Regions from separate parts of the Homo sapiens genome. Here region 1 is linked to region 2. The links are chromatin loops, found by intact Hi-C in ENCODE. Cell type or tissue: dorsolateral prefrontal cortex. All regions are shown on one strand. Links, peaks and the distances in the headings refer to the core of each region. The heading gives the core; the rest is flanking DNA.

Evidence for each region. Peaks named below come from ENCODE experiments on the same cell type or tissue, not always from the same donor. Only the 100,000 strongest peaks of a DNase experiment are listed, where the experiment ranks them.
Region 1: it touches region 2 in a loop (3-fold over the local background); 3 of 110 quality-filtered maps call a loop at or near these places.

The regions. Positions count from the first base shown.
Region 1 is chr11:46,973,994-46,979,369 of GRCh38, reverse strand. All of the region lies in intron 1 of CSTPP1 (centriolar satellite-associated tubulin polyglutamylase complex regulator 1), which reads right to left. Among named protein-coding and RNA genes, the nearest start is that of CSTPP1, 40 kb to the right of the region's middle. In dorsolateral prefrontal cortex, for the core only: no CTCF peak of the experiment used is centred there; DNase peaks (open chromatin) are centred at 1,778 and 2,179; H3K4me3 peaks cover 1,313 bases; H3K27ac peaks cover 3,507 bases.
Region 2 is chr11:46,901,650-46,907,025 of GRCh38, reverse strand. It overlaps LRP4 (LDL receptor related protein 4), which reads left to right. Exons shown (of 38, transcript NM_002334.4): 2 at 4,097-4,243. Among named protein-coding and RNA genes, the nearest start is that of LRP4, 14 kb to the left of the region's middle. RefSeq lists enhancers at 1-262, 263-1,097. In dorsolateral prefrontal cortex, for the core only: a CTCF peak has its summit at 3,112; DNase peaks (open chromatin) are centred at 156 and 3,025; H3K4me3 peaks cover 397 bases; H3K27ac peaks cover 5,000 bases.

The DNA of each region.
Region 1 (5,376 bases), core at 180-5,179, 72 kb before region 2:
AAAAAAATCCTGTAAATTGCTAAACATGTAGTAAATCATATGCCACTCATGTTTTCAAACAGGGAAGTAATAAAATTACAAGGTGAAAATTAATTGTGCTATAGCACGAGTTGTAGTCTTGCAGCCGGGCATGGTGATGCATGCCTATGGTCCCAGTTACTCAGGAGGCTGAGGCAGGATGATCCCTTGAGCCCAGGAGTTCAAGACCAACATAGTAGGACTCCTGTCTCTTTAAAAAAAAGAAAAAGTATAGCCTTTGGGGGCAAACCATGTATTTATCAATTATCATTAAATTTACAGATTAATATTAATTGGTAATATGCAATTTAACTATGAATATACAGAATAGTGATATTAATGCAATAAGATACTAATACAACAGCTTAATCATTTGCTTGGCATTTTACATTAAAAATATTACATAAAAATTAGTTGGCATTCACAACTGAACTAACAGTAACAGGATCTCATTTTTTCTAATGACAAAAAGATACAGAAAAGTTCTAATTTAAAGTAACTGAAAACTCACGGGCTTAGAATTCCCTGTCCTCTCTCTTGTGGTTGATGTGGCTCTGCACGAAGGTGGGGATTCTTTTTCAAATAAGAGTCTCACATGTGAAATCCCCACTAAGAACTATCTCCACATACTGTTTATGGGATATAGCTGTAATAGTGCTCAATAATCCCTTTGAGTTTCTATTTTTGTTATGAAAGTAAAGGATGCTATTGTAGATATTTATAGATACAAAAAGGCCTAGGCCAAAGTGCACAAAAACCGTATGGGGCAAATGGTTGGAACAACATAGACTAGACAGAGAGGCCCCAGTTTAGTCTACACAGAAAACTCATAACACTTAACATATCATCTAAATTAATGGTATAAAAACACCACCAAAGTACCCTATAAAAACATACTTTGGATCTGTTTTACTAGAACAACATAATTTTTGACTCATCACTTTTAGGAATGTTGCAATGTTCAGTCCTACCTTTTCTGCCAGGCCCAACTCAAATGCCACCTTCTTTGTGAACCTTTCCCTGATTCTGTCCCAGCCAGAAGTGATCTTCCCTTTTCCCAAACTCCCTAAACATCTATTTTAAATATTTCCAGTGGCACTTTCTACCTTGATACACAGTTATTTCTGTTATGCGTATGTTATCTTCTTTGTTGGATGTCCTGATCCTTAAAGATAGGCACCATGACTCATTTATCTTTTATTTCCTTTAACACTCAGGACCATTCAGTGTCTTTCACATGGTAGACATTCAAATATTTACTTAATGAACATACAAACTGTATCCACTATTTATAAACTGTGATGCTGTTCTTTATTCAACTCAACCACTTTAGGACTGTGCCTCCCAGGTGGGAAACGCTAAATATCAAAACACATTCTATTACAATGTTAGTGTTCTTACTGGAAGCCACTTTTGTCCTGTTCTCAACTACTCTTTCTGTTGCCTTTTTACTACTGTTCCTTCTCTCTATTCCAATGAGAAGGCACTTGTTCCTTCTATTGTTACTAAGAGCCTCATTATGTTCAAGGTAAAGCGAAAAAATGCATTCGATGCAATTACCAGTTCCTCACAAATTTGGGGGCTACTTGTCATTTCAACATCCAGGACTTGAATAAAAGAAAGTCCAAATTCTTTTTACTCCTAATAACTATTTTCTTTTTTTCTTTTTAGACAAAATGGAAGCACACAGCACAGGAAGCAGTCCTCAGTAAGCCACCGTTCATAAACAGCTTTGCTGAAAGCCTAACAAAGGTTCTGTTGTGCTCTTGCATGGCAGGGCCAGTAAGCAGCAGGAGCAGATGAACTCTTTAAGAAACAAAGGTTCTGTCTTCATGCAAATGTTTGCATTAATAAAAAATAAAGAAAAAGATATAGAAAATGCAGGCTAGCTGGACATAATAGGTCTCTAAATGGGAGGTTTTTCACATTTTTCAGGCGGAGTCAGCAGGTCTTTTAAAAACTTTGTCATTCTAAACATTTCACAGACATCACAAGAGAGACATGCAAATAACAGAAGCAAATCAAAAGACATCCCGCTGCTGTGCTGGCGCCTCCCTCATCCATTCCTGGTTTGTCATTTTCTGTTAACCCTAGTGCTGGCTGCTGTTTTGTTGAGGAATGGAGTCCCTAGCCCATGTAGCAGTACATGTCTAGCCAGCTGGCCCCAGCACTGATAACATTACAATGCAAGCCATGTACTACCACTCAGGGACACGTGCTGCCAGGCAACAAGTGCAATGTGTGATTTTTACACACTCCGCTTGCAAATCTGCATGGGAAAGAGCTTCTAAACTAACCACTTAATAAGATATGGTCTTCTTGAGTGTGAGCATCACTGAGTAGTTCAGAAGATGAACTTGCTGAGGACCAGTCCTTCAAAGTGAAATACGATTGACCCTTGAACAATACGGATTTCAATAGCTTGGGTCCACTTAAAAGTGAGGGTTTTTTCCAACCAAATGTAGGTCGAAACTTCAGTATTCTCAGGAAGCAAAACACACGTATAGGGAGGGTCAACTTCTCGTAGATTCGGGTTCCACAGGGCCAACTGCAGGACTTGAGTATGCACAGATTTTGGTATACTCAGAGAGCCCTGGAACTAACCCCCTGCATATACTCATGGATGACTGCATACAATAAGGGCCTTAAAGTAAATACAGAAACTTAAAAAACTCATGTGGGGAAAGGGTTACCAAATACCTATTCTGTGCCAAGCACTGTACTATGTACTCAACTTACATTGTCTCTAATTTTCACAACCACCATTTAAGGTACTTTTATCCTTATTTTATAGCAGAGGAAATTGAAGCTTAGGGAGGTTCTGTAACATGCCCAAGGTGCAGCTAATAATAGCAAGCCAAAACCCAAAACTGTACAGCAAATTCCCCACGATTCTATACATTTCTCTCATTGTGTGTGTGTGTGTACTGTGTGTGTGTGTGTGTGTGTGTGTGTGTGACTGAAACCTAGCTTACTCTGAAAATATCACAATGACTATATTCACCCACTGCAGGACCACTGAAGTGTCACTTTTTCTGTTTTTAATCATTTAAAGTCTTTATTATTCATTTTTAAGAGCAAGTGGCTTTGTTAGCTTACAATAAGAATCTGATTAAAGCTACAAATGCTTTCTCACAGAAAAACGAATATAATATGTTGCATATAATTTTAGAGCATTCAAGAACACCCTAATGCTCATCTATAGTTCCTCTGAGGGTTCATTGCCTACATGTTAGAAAACAATCACATCTCTCTTCCTAGGAGCACATAGTCCATTTTCTTTTTCTCCATCTTTTTCTCCACCACTCTCCTAAAACTCTGTAACAAACACAATGATGACCCATTAAGCCCCCTGACCTGAAAAGTCCTTGTCTTCCTCAATTTCCATTGAACACACTATTCCTCTTCACCAGGACTTAAAATCACTTAAGTCCTCCCACATCGTCCCACAGATTCTGTCCCACTGGCCTCTCTGGATTGTACTTAACTTGGAAGTAGTAGTTAGAAACTTCATTACTATTCTTACCACTGCTCCTGAATTATAAAAACTTAAGAAGTTGAAAGACTTTCAGATCATATTGTTTATCTCCATCATTTTACAGATAAAGAACTTGAAATATTTTCTTCATTTTTTCTCCTCTTGATTCAATGATTCAAAGTTCTTGGGCTTGCTCAAAGTAGCTCTAAAGTTTTCCATATTTCTGTCTATAACCATAAAGCCAACATTTCATTTGTACAAAGCAAGCAAAATCATGGCAACAACTGAATATTTTCATTTCCAAAGAGACGAGAAAAGCTAAAGTAAAAGGAGCTAAAGATACATATACATAAGAGGGTTCAAATTAAACCAATGTACCCCCTGTATTTCTAGCATTTTTCCTCTCATTTTTCTTTCCTTTTTTGCTTAATACATCTTTCAAAATTAAATGAAGTACTTTGTTTTCACATTATAAATATTTCTTTATGCAAATACTGCTGAGCTTAAAAAATGTCTCCAGAATTTTTAGTTTTCCCTGCACAAATCACTTTGTTATTGCACTATAGAAATATATTTTCTAACTTTTAAAATTTTTTTGAGAGAGGGTCATGCTCTGTCGCCCAGGCTGGAGTGCAGTGGTGTGATCATGGCTCACTGCAGCCTTGACCTCCCAGGTTCAAGCAATCCTCCTATCTCAGCCTCCTGAGCAGCTGGGATTACAAGTGTGCACCACCATGCCTGGCTAACTTTTAAATTTTTTTGTAGAGACAGGGTCTCACTATGGCTGGTGTCAAACTCCTGGGCTCAAGCAATCCTCCTGCCTCAGCCTCCCCAAAGTGCTGGGATTACAGGTGTGAGCCACTGCACCCAGACTTTTTTTTCTTTATTTTAATATTTATTTTATAAGGAAATATATTTTCTTTGGTTTCTTCCCTAATTTCTCGAATCTCCAGGTAAAAATTGGAGTATTGTGTGTGTGTGTGTGTGTGTGTGTGTGTGTGTGTGTGTGTGTGTGTTTTGAGATAGAGTCTCACTCTGTCACCCAGACTGGAATGCAGTGGCATGATCTCAGCTCACTGCAACCTCTACCTCCCAGGTTCAAGCGAGCCTCCCACCTCAGCCTCCCAAGTAGCTGGGACTACAGGTGCACACCACCACACCCAGCTAATTTTTGTTTTGTTTTGTTTTGTTTTTTGGTATAGATGGGGTTTCACCATGTTGGCCAGGCTGGTCTCAAACTCCTGATCTCAAGTGAACCACCCACCTCGGCCTCCCAAAGTGCTGGGATTACAGGTGTTAGTCACCATGCCTGGCCTGTTTCTTTTTCTTTCTTTTTTTTTTTTTTTTGAGACAGAGTCTCGCTCTTTTGCCCAGGCTGGAGTGCAATGGCAAGGTCTCTGCTCACTGCAACCTCTGCTCCCAGATTCAAGTGATTCTCCTGCCTCAGCCTCCCAAGTAGCTGGGATTACAGGCGCCTGGCACCACGCCTGGATAATTTTTGTATTTTTAGTAGAGACGGGGTTGCACCATCTTGGACAGGCTGGTCTCGAACTCTTGACCTCAAGCGATCTGCCCGCCTCGGCCTTCCAAAGTGCTGGGATTACAGGCGTGAGCCACTGCGCCAGGCCTGTTTCATTTTTGAGACAAGGTCTTGCTCTGTTGCCCACAGTGGAGTGCAGTGTGGTGCAATCATAGCTCATCGCAACCTCCACAGCTGGGCTCAAGGAATCCTCCTGCCTCAGCCCCCTGGAGTAGCTGGGACTACAGGTGTGCACCACCAAACCCAGTTTAATTTTTTGTTTTTGTTTTTTGGTAGAGACAGGGTCTTGCTATGTTGCCCAGGGTAGTCTCAAACTTCCAGCCTCAAGCAATCTTCCCAC
Region 2 (5,376 bases), core at 123-5,122:
TTCCACCTCTGAGGACCCCAGAGGGACAGCAGTTGCCCAGAAGAGCTGGCTTTTTGGAGTATAATGTGTCTGTTTACTGTATGAATGCCCAAGTCAAGCGTTTGCCTGACCGGTGGCTGCCCGCCCTTCACTGCAGCGGACGCTGAGATGTTGATTTGACATGCAGGAAGTCGAGGCCCTTCAACTGCCTGCAACTAACTTGATGCCCACCGATGGAATGCTTTGTTCCTACAGTCTGCGCGGGGGAAATCGGGACTTCTGTTATCACTCAGCCAAAGGCGGGGGTGGGGCCCTAAAAAAACAAACGGAGCTTAAGGTTCTTCCCTACCAGTATGACTTTTCATTTGCACGCAGCCCCAGGACACTGCTCTACTTGCTCTATTCTGGTACTCTGATTCTTAATATCAAGGCCTTTTGGAAAAATTTAGCCTCCACAGCCCTGCATCTGCACAGCCCTGCATCTGCACACCCCAGCCTCCATTATTGAACATCTTTGGTGTGCCAAGGCATAAGATTAGTTTTTTCCACCTTTATTTTCTTGTCTAATCTTTGTTGCTTTTTTTTTTTTTCGAGACAGAGTCTCGCTGTGTTGCCCAGGCTGCAGTGCAGTGGCGTGATCTCTGCTCATTGCAACCTCTGCCTCCATGGTTCAAGCAATTCTTTTGCTTCAGCCTCCCAAGTAGCTGGGACTACAGGCGTGCGCCACCACGCCCAGCTAATTTTTGTATTTTTAGTAGAGACAGGTTTTCACCATGTTGGCCAGGCTGGTCTCAAACTCCTGACCTCAAGTGATCTGCCCGCCTCAGCCTCCCAAAGTGCTAGGATTATAGGCATGAGCCACCATGTTCAGCCCCTTGTGGCTTTTTTACAAACAAGAAAACTGAAGCTTAAGGGGCTACGTGACTTGCACAAGGTCAACTGGCTGGTCGATGGAACCCAAGTCTGTCTGCTCCAGGTCCAGTGCTTTGTCCTCTGCCTAACCTCCTCCTCCTATTCCCCCCTACTTCCTCTCTGTCCTTTCCACAGCTTTCATCCTGAACTCCCGTCTGGTACATCCCCACTCCCTACTGTGTGTGGTTAGCAGCATTTCTCAACCTCTGTTGATGTTTTGGGCCAGATAATTCTTTGTCATAGGGGCCTGTCTGCATGTTATAGATTTTTTTTTTTTTTTTTGAGACGGAGTTTCGCTCCTGTTGCCCAGGTTGGAGTGCAATGGCATGATCTCCCCTCACCGCAACCTCTGCCTCCTGGGTTCAAGCAATTCTCCTGCCTCAGCCTCCCAAGTAGCTGGGATTACAGGTGCCCACCACCATACCCGGCTCATTTTTGTATTTTTAGTAGAGACGGGGGTTTCACCACATTGGCCATGCTGGTCTTGAACTCCTGACCTCAGGTGATCCGCCCACCTGGGCCTCCCAAAGTGCTGGGATTACAGGCGTGTAATCCTGTATAGAATTATACACGTTATAGAGTCTTTAGCAGCATCCCTAGCTTCTACCCACCAGATGTCGGTAAGCACCGCCAAGCAGGACAACCAAAAATGTCTCCAAACATTGCTAAATGTCCTCCGGGGGACAAAATATCCCCAGTTGAGATCCTTATTAGCCTTATCCTTTTTCTTCACCATGATACCCCATGAAGGGGATCTGTGTACCGGGGAGTCCCATCACATGGAGTGGAATTAAACATCTTTGCTGTTCAATCCAGCTAGAGTTCACCAAAAGGGTGCCTACAGCTGTGCTGAGCCTGTCATACTACTGAAGTTCCTCAGGCTGTGTTGTCCAGGATCTGAGTGAGAAAAACCCTCCTCCCTTCTCAGAGTTCTCAGGCCAGAAAGGATGGAGTGGGGGCAGGGGCACCTGGGTCTTTTAGTGCTTCCTGGGGAAGAATCCTCTACCCTGCATTTGTAGAGAGACCCGAAGAGACAGGAGCACTGGGCTTGGAGCAAGGCCTTCCTGTGAGGTCTAGAGACACTGCACCTCCCAACTGGACCTCACTTGGCTTCCGCAGGAAATCCTGCATCTTTTTTTTTTTTTTTTTTTTTTTTTTTGAGACAAGGTCTCATCCTGTCACCATGGCTGGAGTGCAGTGGTGAGATCATGGCTCACTGCAGCCTCAACCTCCCGGGCTCAAGTGATTCTCCCACATCATGCTCCCAAGTAGCTGAGAGTACAGGTGTCCACCACCATGCCTGGCTAACTTTTGTAAATTTCTTTTCTGTAGAGACAGGGTTTTGCCATGTTCCCCGGGCTGGTCTCAAAACTGCTGTGCTCAAAGGATCCACCTGCCTCAGTCTCTCAAAGTGCTGATATTACAGGCATGAGCCACCGTGCCCAGCCCAATCCTGCATCTTTTCTAGAGCAGCTGATTACCATAGCATGTGGAGGGAGAGGGCCAGGCCTCAGTTGAGAATCTGGTGAAAGCTGTGATCCCTTACCCCAGAAACGTACATTATACCTGTAGCATCAGGGATTCACAGAACCCAAAAGCCATCCATCCATCCATCCATCCATCCGTCTGTCCGTCCATCCATCCATCCATCCATGCATTGCAGGCTAGGAAGTTTTACCTTATGCTTGCACTTACTCTTGGGGTTGAGATGGAGAGGGAAAGTTCTAGAGCTCTCTCCCTGCTTTTGGAGGGCATGGCAGCACACCTTTTTATCCTGGCCCTAAGCCCTAGGCTAGGCCAAGGAATTATAATGTGAGACAAGGATGTACATCAAGGAGATGAGCTGAGAGAGAAAAGCTGGACCAGGTACAGAGTATAGGAAGAGGGGTGACAATTTCGAGCTGACTCCTTCTCTGTTTCAGCCCAGCCTGAGGGCAGGGTCCAGCTGAGGGAAGGAAGAGGAGAAGAAAGGAAGGGGGAGAGATGAGCCATGCGCTGCGGCCCCCTCCTTCCCCAGCTGCGAGCAGAGCAGCCCAGCGGGTTGGATGAATGCTGGGAGGGGGGAGAGTGACCCTGGCAGAACCCTTTGTTCCAGCTGAGGCTGGAGCAGGGCACTGAGCCATTCACACGCCATCCCAGGGCATCCTGCTGGGCACGCTGGGGAGGGGGCACAGCAGCTGGTCATGGGACTTGGCCAGGCAGATAGCTCGATGCTCAATAGGGAAGCCCAGCTGCGTGCTGCTGAAGCCGGGGGAGAGGCTGCATCTGCCAGCCTTCCTCAAGGCTGTGGCCTGTGCCACAGACAGGAAGGCCCTGGCAGGTCCCAGTTACTCTGCCCTGAGGTGGCCTGGGGGACTCAGAGCAGCCCACCCTGCTTCCTGCTCCCCTGTGTGGATTCCTTATCCTAAAGAGGCTCCAGCATTTTAATTCCACCATTAGTTCTTGCCCTCCCTGGCCAACATCCCAGGGTCTGGTCCAAGACAGAGGCAGAGCGTCCATATCTCAACCTAGTTTTAGTGAGAAGGCTATGGAGGCCTCTCAACATCACCCTTTCTGTCCCTTGTTCCTCTTCTTCAAAAGCACCAAACCTCTGAGTGGCATCATTTTTTTTTGGAGGGGGTTGTTTCTTTTTTTCTTTTTTGAGACAAGGTCTTGCTCTGTTGCACCTGCTGGAGTGCAGTGGTGTGATCATAGCTCACTGCAGCCTTGACCTCCCAGGTTCAAGCAATCCTCCCACCTCAGCCTCCCAAGTAGCTGGGACTACAGGCACATGCCACTACCCTCAGCTAATTTTTTAGTTTTTTGTAGAAACAAGGTCTCACTATGTTGCCCACGATGGTCTTGAACTTCTGAGCTCAATCAATCCTCCCATCTCAGCCCCTCAAAGTGCTGTGATATAGGTATGAGCCACTGTGCCTAGCCTAGGTGGCATCATCTGTTTCTGGGCCCTTAGAGGTGCCATGCAAAAAAGCCCTGTCATAGAGCGGGTCACCTGGACTCTTTGTAAGCCCAAAGTCAGAGGGTATCTGCTGGGTCGTTTATGCCCTGGAGGAGGCATGGTTTTACTGCCTGCATCTCCCTTGAAGTGTCACTGTGACTCTCCAGGTGACAGTGCCCCTGGACTAGGCTCCTCTACTTTCCCCTCGGAATGGGCTTGGGTTGAGTGGGAGCTGAGCCCTCACTGATTCCTTTTCCCTCCGCCCAGGCCTGGCCAGCAGCCCCGAGTGTGCTTGTGGTCGGAGCCACTTCACATGTGCAGTGAGTGCTCTTGGAGAGTGTACCTGCATCCCTGCCCAGTGGCAGTGTGATGGAGACAATGACTGCGGGGACCACAGCGATGAGGATGGATGTAGTAAGTACCTCCCCAGAGGCAGTGGGAGGTGGTGGAGAGGGACCTGGGGGTGGGGGGCAAGGACAAGGCTGATGGAGTATTTTCTGCATCAACTGTGTCGGACTCAGAGAGTTGGTCTTTTGCAAGCTTGATAGATATTGACATTTGGGTAGTTTCTTCACTATATATGGCTCCAACTCTCCTGTGTTTCTTTTGGTTGGTTCATGCATATATGTCCAAGAAAACAAACTTGACAACACGTGTAAGAGAACACAACAGGGAGTTTCTTTAAATAGGTCTCTCTGTATTTATGTGAATATGTTTGTGTATATGTACCGCATATTTGTGCGTTTTAAAATTTATATACTATACACAAATGTGGATTATTTCTATGTTTCTTATTTTGGTATTTTGTACAATAAAACCTTTTTTTTTTTTTTTTTTTGATACAGAGTCTCATTCTGTTTCCCAGGCTGGAGTGCAGGGGCACAGTCTAGGCTCACTGCAACCTCCACCTCCCAGGTTCAAGTGATTCTCCTGCCTCAGCCTCCTGAGTAGCTGGGACTACAGGCATGTGCCACCATGCCCAGCTAATTTTTTGTATTTTTAGTAGAGATGAGGTTTCAACATTTTGGCCAGGCTGGTCTCGAACTCATGACTTCAAGTGATCCAGCCACCTCAGCCTCCCAAAGTGCTGGGATTACAGGCATGAACCACCACGCCCAGCCACACCTTTCTTAGTAACTTTGTAAGAAATCTTATATTTTCTTAGGCCGGGCGCAGTGGCTCATGCCTGTAATCCCAGCACTTTGGGAGGCTGAGGTGGGCAGATCACGAGGTCAGGAAATCGAGACCATCCTGGCTAATACGCTGAAACCCTGTCTCTATTAAAAATACAAAAAAATTAGCCGGGCGTGGTGGCAGGCACCTGAGGTCCCAGCTACTTGGGAGGCTGAGGCAGGAGAATGGTGTAAACCCGGGAGACAGAGCTTGCAGTGAGCCGAGATCGCGCCACTGCACTCCAGATTGGGCGACAGAGCGAGACTCCGTCTAAAAAAAAAAAAACTTATATTTTCCTTAAGTCTCCCTTTTCCCCTAGCATGGTAACATCTGCACAGTTGGCCAGGGTGACCTGTCTTGGATATATAGAAATA